Regions from separate parts of the Homo sapiens genome. Here regions 1 and 3 are each linked to region 2. A link is a contact called in ENCODE Hi-C or POLR2A ChIA-PET data. All regions are on one chromosome and are shown on one strand. The core of a region is the stretch at or near the end of the contact, and the rest is flanking DNA. Distances in the headings are between cores, read along the strand shown. Region 1 overlaps PALM2AKAP2 (PALM2 and AKAP2 fusion). Region 2 overlaps PTPN3 (protein tyrosine phosphatase non-receptor type 3). Region 3 overlaps PALM2AKAP2 (PALM2 and AKAP2 fusion).

What was found. A loop is a pair of places that touch in the nucleus more often than their neighbours do. ChIA-PET counts read pairs that join two places held with the same protein, here RNA polymerase II (POLR2A). Pooled maps may share reads with other maps.
Region 1: a map of GM12878 shows a loop between it and region 2 (5-fold over the local background). The contact joins two enhancer-like sites. A Hi-C loop is called at or near these places in 1 of 168 maps with a recorded cell type or tissue (GM12878), 14 of 37 single-sample maps with no recorded cell type and 10 of 50 pooled maps.
Region 3: a map with no recorded cell type shows a loop between it and region 2 (8-fold over the local background). The contact joins two enhancer-like sites. A Hi-C loop is called at or near these places in 16 of 37 single-sample maps with no recorded cell type and 10 of 50 pooled maps. POLR2A ChIA-PET finds 5 or more read pairs at or near these places in 2 of 52 experiments (GM12878 and activated T-cell).

Annotation. Positions count from the first base shown.
Region 1 is chr9:109,966,216-109,969,049 of GRCh38, forward strand. All of the region lies in intron 6 of PALM2AKAP2 (PALM2 and AKAP2 fusion), which reads left to right. Among named protein-coding and RNA genes, the nearest start is that of PALM2AKAP2, 190 kb to the left of the region's middle. RefSeq lists enhancers at 583-682, 1,363-1,412, 1,423-1,542, 1,933-2,002. Within about 2 kb of position 1,541, at least 9 of the 41 ENCODE cell types and tissues checked have a DNase peak (open chromatin) inside an H3K27ac peak, as active enhancers do; they include GM12878, where a contact is called at or near this core.
Region 2 is chr9:109,409,330-109,412,484 of GRCh38, forward strand. PTPN3 (protein tyrosine phosphatase non-receptor type 3) reads right to left here. Exons shown (of 26, transcript NM_002829.4): 15 at 900-1,086; 16 at 670-747. Among named protein-coding and RNA genes, the nearest start is that of PTPN3, 87 kb to the right of the region's middle. RefSeq lists enhancers at 1,886-2,005, 2,526-2,625. Within about 2 kb of position 1,887, at least 2 of the 41 ENCODE cell types and tissues checked have a DNase peak (open chromatin) inside an H3K27ac peak, as active enhancers do; they include GM12878, where a contact is called at or near this core.
Region 3 is chr9:110,142,784-110,145,638 of GRCh38, forward strand. All of the region lies in intron 8 of PALM2AKAP2 (PALM2 and AKAP2 fusion), which reads left to right. Among named protein-coding and RNA genes, the nearest start is that of C9orf152, 64 kb to the right of the region's middle. Within about 2 kb of position 1,333, at least 7 of the 41 ENCODE cell types and tissues checked have a DNase peak (open chromatin) inside an H3K27ac peak, as active enhancers do; they include GM12878, where a contact is called at or near this core.

The DNA of each region.
Region 1 (2,834 bases), core at 291-2,790, 560 kb after region 2:
CATACCAGAGGTTCAAGGCAGCCAGGGCAGTGTTGCACAAGTCCTAGACTAAACTAGGATGGTGGCTGTGCAAAAGAAAAGGGAGAGATGGAGACTAATTTCAGAAGAGCCTTGATAGACTTAAGATATCAAGGAAGAGGTGGCAAAGTGTTAAATGTTTAGCAGAATAGCTCAACCCTGGAGCCAGGTACCCTGCATTTAGTACTGCTAATGTTCTAATACCAGTACTGCTGCTTATGAGCTTGTGTGACCTTGAGTGAATGACTTAATCTTTCTGTCCTGTTTCTTCCTCTATCACATAACAATGAATGACAAAGTAGTGCCTCTCTCACAAGGCTGTCATGAAGGTTAAAGGAGTCAATATTTGTAAAGATCTTACAATAGTATTCAGCACAGAATATATGCTTGCTATTTTTTATCTTTTAAATCTGGATGGTTGGTACGTTGGTGTCTGTTACGTTATTTTTTGGTGTTTGAATATTTTAAAGCATGACCTTAAAATAATGTACTTTCAAAACAGTCTTGCTAAGCAGTGCTTCTTAAAGCTTAACATGCATGTGAAATGTTTGGCAGTCTTGTGAAAATGCAGGTTCTGGTTCAGTAGGTCTCAGGCGGTACTCAATGGTCTGTGTTTGTAGCAAGCTCCCAGGTGGTCTGGTGCCGCGGGTCTGCCGGCCACTCCTTGAGTAGCAAAGTTGTTAAGGAACGGAGTTCCATCACGGTGTTTCTAGGATTGTTCTGGTTGTCTTTTGCCACATAACAAATCATCCAAACCTAGAAGCTAAAACGAAAATGATTTATGTTCTATGCTGTTGTTGTTATTATTATCTCTTGCAGTTCAGCTATGTAGTTCTTGGGATCTGTCACAAGCTGGTGGTTAGATGTAGCTGGGGCAAGAGTCAAGAGTCATCCTGAAGGCTTCCTCCCCCTCGTGTCCGGTGGTAGATGCTGGCTGGCTGTTGGGACCTCAGCTGGGGCTGTCAGCGAGAACATCTCCCCAGGGCATCTCCATGTGGCAAGGGGCTCTTCACAGCTCAGCAGCTGTATCTCAAGACAGAGAACCAGGCAGAAGATGTATTACCTTTTCTTGCCCAGCCTCCAAGTCTCACAGCATCGCTTCTGCCACCTTCTATGTATTAGAAGCAAGGCACTAAGGCCAGCCCATATGCAAGGGTAGCGCAGTGAGACTCCGTGTCTTTTTTTTTTTTTTTTGAGACAGAGTTTCATTCTGTTGCCCAGGCTAGAGTGCAGTGGCACGATCTTGGCTCACTGCAACCTCCACTTGCTGGGTTCAAGTGATTCTTGTGCCTCAGACTCCCGAGTAGCTGTGACTACAGGCAGGCGCCACCACACCCAGCTAATTTTTGTATTTTTAGTGGAGATGGGATTTCACCATATTGGCCACGCTGGTCTCAAACTCCTGAATTCAGGTGATCTGCCCGCCTTGGCCTCCCAAAGTGTTGGGGTTACAGGCGTGAGCCACCGCACTTGGCTGAGACTCCATGTCTTGAAGGGAGAAGTGTCAAAGAATTTTTAGACATGTCTCAAAACCACCACAATGGCCTGCTTAAGGAAGCTCTGGGAGGAACAGAAAGTGGTGGATGAGTCAACCAGGGAAAGTTGACTTTGTTGTGTTTAAATTTGTGGGTTTGGGGTACCATGAAGACCACTTGAAGTTATTCTCCAACAGGCAGGATGGTGTGTGAGTATCTGAGTATCTATCTCTCACACCAGATCATAAGCTTCTTGAAAGCAAGGACTTGGTCTTTTTCTCTGCAATAGTTCTGGTGTCTACCACAGTGCTTGGCACACAAAAGTGACCCAAACAATGTTTGTTTGATGAGGGAATGAATAAATGAATGAATGAATGAATGGTAAAGGATTTAGGACTGAGGCTGTGTGGTCTGAAGAAGAAAGGATACTGGAATTCTGGAAATCTCTCCCAGAACAGTCCTCTCTGGCACTTCTCCCAGGGAGAGGGACTCCTGCATTTGCTCAGAGGCCACCATGGCCCTGGGGGTCTGGCCTGCCTGCTTTGCAACTTGAGGCCCTCGCGTACCCCATAGGCTGTGGAAGGCCTGGATCTGCTGGGAAACCTCCTTCTTCCACTAAATGGAAACTGGAATTCCAGGAGAAAGCAAAAATCAACAAGAGCTATTTTGATTATAATGATATCTCATTTCTAAGCAGCTCTCTCTATTTCCTGTTTATAGCCCAAACTGAGAGCAGAAGCGACTAGATCTCTCAGTGAAAGGTTTTCTCCGAAGACGTCTAGCTATATCATCAACAGGAAACAGTACTCTCCCAAGACAAAAGTCCCTGTCTCTGGCCACTCTGTTGGGTTTCATTGCACCCTACAAAGGGAGGTGGGAAACCTGGGTTTCTGAAAGAGGCCCTGATTTTGTGTTAGCCTTCAGCATCTACCACTTGTACCCAGCTCCCAGTCCCCCAAATTTCTGGGGACTCCATGTGAAATCAATGCACAGGAATTGTGGGGGGAAGCCCTAAGGAGTCCAGCCGCGATTTTCAGCGCGATTTTCAGGGCAGCTACATTTCACTTCAAAACTCCCAGTAAGTCTGCCACTAAGACCCCTGGAAAGGCTGGCTATGTCAGCCCTCTGTCTTCATTAGAAGAATCTCAGGATTTCTTCCAGTGACAGAACATGATCCTCAGATTCCAGGGAGTGACCCCAGACCCAGTTCCTCTCCGGGCTATAAAACTGTGGAGTGTGACACAGACAGAGAGACTGTGGTAATTTAGAGACTAAGAAAAAAACTGACTAGAAAGCAACTGAACAGAACAGCTGCAGGAATGTAAAATGCAAGACCCTCTG
Region 2 (3,155 bases), core at 637-3,136:
TGAAGTGGGTAGATCTGTTTGCCAACTGTGTGCCCTCATTTCTGGGAACCTCAGTATTCATTTGCAAAATGGGTTTAAAAATACTGACCTTACCACTTGTTATCAGAACTTAAGAAGGTGCTATGAATCTAGTGGATAGCCAATGCCAGGCACAGAGCAGGCACTTGGCCTTCGGCAGCTGTTAAGGCCACATTAAAAAAAACCTCTCAATTCTAGGCTGGGTGCGGTGGTTCACGCCTGTAATCCCGGCACTTTGGGAGGCCAAAGTGAGTAGATTGCCAGGTGTTTGAGACCAGCTTGGACAACATGGTGAAACCCCATCTCTACAAAAAATATGAAAAAAATTAGCTGGGTATGGTGGTGCATCCCTATAGTCCCAGCTGAGGTGGGAGGATCACCTGAGCCTGGGGAGGTCAGCGCTGCAGTGAGCTGCGATCGTGCCACTGCACTCTAGGTTTGGGCGATAAAGTGAGTTTTTAAAAAAAAACAAAAAAAACCCCAAATATCTCAAACCAAACAAAAACAAAAAAAACCCCCAACTCTCAATTCTGAGGGTTGAACCAACTTCCTTATGTAGCTCAGGAATGCAGCACATTTGTAATGCAAATTAAAAACTCATTGAAAGATTGCTTCCCAGCACAAAACTTCCTTTATAAATACACAACATACCTTAAGATTAAATCCAAATTTTCCATCTTCATCTGGTGTGATACGGATCAAGACTAAGTAGCTGTCACCATTATCATTCTGGAAAACGGTTTGAAAGTGGTCATTTGCATCACATCTCTCTCCAGCAGTTGGTGATAAGATATTTTCATTTAGTTAGAGCTACTCAGCTGCCCACAAGAGGCCGGGAAGCCCTGGGTGTGTGGATCACCCGGCTGCCTGCGCTCGCTCACCTTGTCACAGTAGTACTGGCTGGCGTCCTCGGTGGAGCCCCCTTTGGTCACCCTGTGGAAGTCATCTAAGAGCTGCTGATCAACGCCGTCAGGTGAGCAGGAGCCTGGAGCATTTGAAGATGGAGACACAGAACTGGATGACTTCTGGGTCAGGTAGCTTTGTGCCGGATTGTTCTCGGATAAACTCCTTCATCATGGGGAAGGAGGAGATATTAATAACTGGGTTAATATTTTATTAGAGCAAACACTACTGACTGTAGGGGCCTGGCAGCTGGGGGCTGTATGTTTCCCTGGAACCTCAGCTGCATAGGTTGTCAGCGGGATTTGAGTACACCCAGGGCCCACTGACCACCCCTGACCGCATCTGGCCTAGACACTGTCACATGGTTTTGGGGAAAAGGGATAGGAGGCAGGGTGGATCTGGAAACTGCTGAAAACTTTGCTCCCTTCCCCGCTGCTTTAGAAGGGTGACAGGGAAATGTGTCCAGCTCCTCTGGTGGTTTCATTACTGAACCAGGCTCTGCCAGGCAAGCTCATGCAGATGCACAGCCCATCCCTTCTGAAAGCTTTTTTCCTTCTGTCTCACTTCTGCGGATGGTTCTGCTTCATAGGACTCTTGCCTCCTCAAAGGAAACAGGACTGTTGTTGTTGTGCGTTCAGGAGAATTTATATTATTCCTAGTTGGCATGATTTGCCTGTGACATCCATGAACTGCCACGCTGAGATCTTGTTACATTTTCCTCTATCGAATATAGTTTCTTCTGTATCGTGGAGCTGCACTGTCTAGTATGGTAGCCACTAGTTATATGTGGCTACTTAAATTTAAATAAATTAAGACAAGAAACCAGCCATACTTCACATGCTCACTAGCCATATGCGGCCAGTGGCTCCCGTATGAGACAGTGCAGTCAGAGAACATTTCACCACGGCAGGAAGTCCTGCTGGACAGCGCTGTCTTAGAGAGTTACAGATGATGAAAACGGAACAGAACTTTGTGGTCATTTGTTCTAACTCCCAGTTCACAGATGAAGAAGCTGAGGTCAGGAGAGGCTGAGTAACTTGCCCAGGGTCACATGGCTTTCCCCCGGCTTAGCAGACAGAAACCTGACCGATGTGCGTCCTAAGCCTTTCTTCCCTCTCCAGACCATGCAGAGCCCACTTCCAAGACCCCTATTTCTAACCCCTCAGAGTCACAGGGATTAACCATCCCTGCTGTCACTGTACAGGACAGGACCCTTGAGTCTCTGCATCACCCACACCAGCCCCTTCCGGAGCCACAGGCCCAGCACAGACACCTTACAGAGCTGATGACTATGGGGCTCTCCTACATTCTAAGACTCTGCCCCACCCTAACCTCATCCAAAGTGAAGTGAGGGGAGAAGCGCAGAGACCAAGTCATTCAGTGAAACCCAGACAAAAGACAGCTGCTACTGCCTCTTTCTTGACCTTCATTTCAAGCCCTTATCCATGGATTTTTTATGAAATTGGTGCTTCTCTTTCTCCTAGTGAGTTTAAATGAGCCTAATTTAAATATAAAATCTGTATCATAGTCACACAGAATGATTCATAATCACAATCTATTTGAATAAAATATTCAGTGACAGACCAATGGAGAAACACAGCGATACAGTAGGACAAGAGTCTGGCCTTATGGTGTCCAAGTGGCTGGTTGGGGGTAGGGTGTTATGGATGGGAAGGCATTTCAGAGACAGAGTATTTTGGAATTGAAGTTGTATACAAGTTTTCAGATTGAAAAAGCATGACTTTCACTTACGTAAAAGGAAGCTTTACAAAATTCCCCCCAAATACGGCATCTTTGCTGGGTTTCACTGTTTACAAGAGCATCACCCAGTGGCAGAAAGGGCAACTGCTTGGCAGTTACAAAACAAGTTAAAATGGTATTTCCAGTTCTCGTTCTGTCTGTCTCTGTCTCTGTCTCTACCTCTGTCTCCCTCTCTCTCCCTCCCTGCACCCCCCCAATCCATTTTTTTTTCTTTTGAGGTAGGGTAAAGCTCTGTTGCCCAGGCTGGAGTGCCATTACATGACCACAGCTCACTGCAGCCTCGATTTCCTGACTCAAGAGATCTTCCTATCTTGGTCTCTTGAGTAGCTGGGACCACAGGCATTCGCCATGTCCAACTAATTTTAATTTTTTTTTTTTTTTGAGTCAAAGTCTCGCTCTGTTGCTAGGCTGGAATGCAGTGGTGCAATCTCGGCTCACTGCAACCTCCGCCTCCCGGGTTCAAATGATTCTCC
Region 3 (2,855 bases), core at 83-2,582, 730 kb after region 2:
GAAATAGATTTGGAGCCAGACAACCAAGAGCTCTATCAATCATGTTAAGGGTTGTAGACTTTAGAGTTTACCCTATGGTCAGTGAGAAGCCAGTGAGAGTTTTTAAAGGAGTAATTATCTGAACACAACCCCAAGCTGTCCTGCCTTCACTGTGAGTTGATGGACTAAATGTCTTCCTATTGTAATGCATCCATTTCATAGGCTTGGATTGAGCTCTTCCTGCTTATGAGCACTTCCGAAGGCAGGCGCCATCTTGGTGAACACCCTGTATGTTATGTGAGGGGCCATGCTCCCAATAGTGTGTGCATGTGTGCCCTCTGCTGATGGCACTTAGAATTAGAGACTAAAAGGAAGAAGGCCAGGGGTGGTGGTGCATGCCTGTAATCCCAGCACTTTTGGAGGTGGAGGCAAGAGGATTGCTTAAGTTTGAGACAAGCCTGGGCAACATAGCAAGTCCCCATCTCTTAAAAAAAAAAAAAAAAAGAAAAATTACCTGAGTGTGGTGACACATGCCTGTTGTCCCAGCTACTTGGGAAGCTGAGGCAAGAAGTTTGCTTGAGCCCAGGTGTTCAAGGCTGCAGTGAGCTGTGATCGAACCATTGTACTCCAGGCTGGGCAGCAAAGTGCCAAAAAAAAAAAAAAAAAAAAAGGAGAGAGAGAGAATAAAGGAAGCACCTTTGCAGGTACATGAGCCTGATTTGAAGGGGTAACTCACACAGTGCTGTAAAACACCCTTGAGGAAAGAATTAGGGGGTGGGATATCCAAACATTGTATTGAAGTTGCAGTTCAAGACCTTTTCAAATGTCTTTTCATATTGGGGTTGCCAACAGTTCTCACTTTAGTATCTGTGTCTATTATTAGATATCCTGGTTTCACTTCCAAGTTCTAAGTATGCCAGAGAAACCCAGTTAGGTGATGATTTGTTTGGTTTTTTGAGAGTTTCTGTTTTCATGCCAGATGTTGAATTTATTTACCAAGTCAGATCATTCACCCCGTGAGACCTACATTATGGAGAGTGGCAAAAGAGAAGGTGTAGTTTGCTATTAAGTTCCATAACTTGGGGTATCTGTTCATGTCTTCTAATTTGTGGAAAGATGTGATAGTTATAAATGTTACTTTTGTAAGCTGTACAGGAAGTGTTGACTTCTGCTGCTGTCTGTTTAGATAAGATTAGACATGAGGTGATCATTACATTATTATAAAGATTCTTAACTGGGTCTCTGTTCTTTCCCCTTCATTATCTGCAAATATCACAAAGGAAAGTCTTAGGAAAAATATGTTTGCGACTGTCCACACATTCTTCATGAAGCAGAGCTTGGTGGAGTGTGCCATGCTAAATTAGAGCCACATGAGGCACAGTTTCATTTGAGGTGCCCTCATTGCTCCATGGGGGAAGTCCCTGTGTCAGCATCTGACAGAAGGATTGATGATGAGAGAGCTCTCCATCAGTAGTACACAGTGCCTCTCTTTCCTGCAAGGCAGGCACCAACTGTGCAGCTTGTAGGAGCCCTTCTGGCTGTGTGAAGCTAGCTAAAGCTTATTGTGGAGTGTCCACAGATGGTTATTGTCCACCACCATATTTCTAGAACATTCTCTGGTTACAAAAGTCTAATCATGGTAGTTACAATTTATCAAGGCCTTAAAGCTGCATATAATACTAGTTATTTCACACTTGTCATTTCTTATTTTCTCACTGAATCCTCCCAACAGCCCTCTAAGATACAAATTACCTCAACTCTTGAGGCCGGATATATTTCTAGATTCAGACTTTTTCTGATTTTAGAGAATTTATAAAGTATATACTATTATTTAGAAAAGTAATACAATGAACATACTATTATTTAACACAACTGGCAGGTTCTGGGTCAACACCCTGTGATCAAATTAAATTTCTACTCTAAAACTTGAGAAGAAGAATTAGTTACATTAAGTGGGTAAAGACTAGGAGACCTTCATGTCAGCTCATGTCAGGTTTTGCTGCCAAATAAGTTATGAAAAATCTTTCTTTTCAGAGTTTTTTGGATTTGGGAATTATATATGAAGAGTTGTGGACCTGTAATAATATTCTTTTTCAAAGAATTACTACTAGAGCCCAGAGAGATTAAGTTGCCCAAGGTCACTCAGCTTGAAAATGGGAGAGCCTGGTTTCAAACTCAGGCTCTCATTTGTCTCCAAAATCCATCTTCTTTCCCCTACCTTCTCCTTCCCATTTGTTGAGCCTGCTCTATGAGGTATACAGTAATAGCTTCTCTCTCCAACCTGTAGCTCAGGTTCCCTCTACCCTTTCCCAATCTTATGCCCAACCCCTGCATTTTCCTGGGTCCTTCTTGATCCTCCTTTTAGGAGCCACTGTGGCTCTGCAATCCTTCTTTTGCGGTGGCCTGGGTGTATAAATTTGACTCTCAGGGGCCATGAAACAGTGCTTCCCTAGTGACCCAGGATGATTCCTTTCTGCTTTCAGAACTCAATTCCAATGCCCCAAATTACAGTAGGCAAAAGCACTCGGGCTGTCCAAAGATCTGAGCGGATAGCCAAGGGACTAACTTAGTCCACATCAGCCATCTAGCCTAGCTGCTCTTGTGAGTTCTTTTTGAAAGTTATTTCCCAGGAAGAAGCTCTGCCATTTACTCCAGAAACAGGTTCATTCCTTGAAAACTTCGAAAGAACTGGGTACTCAAGCAAGGAAGAAATTTTTAAATTTGAGGATGAGCAGGGATAAGTGTTCATTATTCTGTTAACTAAACATGAACATTTTTGGTGTACTAGGGTCAAAGTCAACTAAGTTAGTTGACTGGTGATCATTGAGCACCATGACTACGTACTGTTCTCCTTGCCTTTTAAAAATTGATCTTTC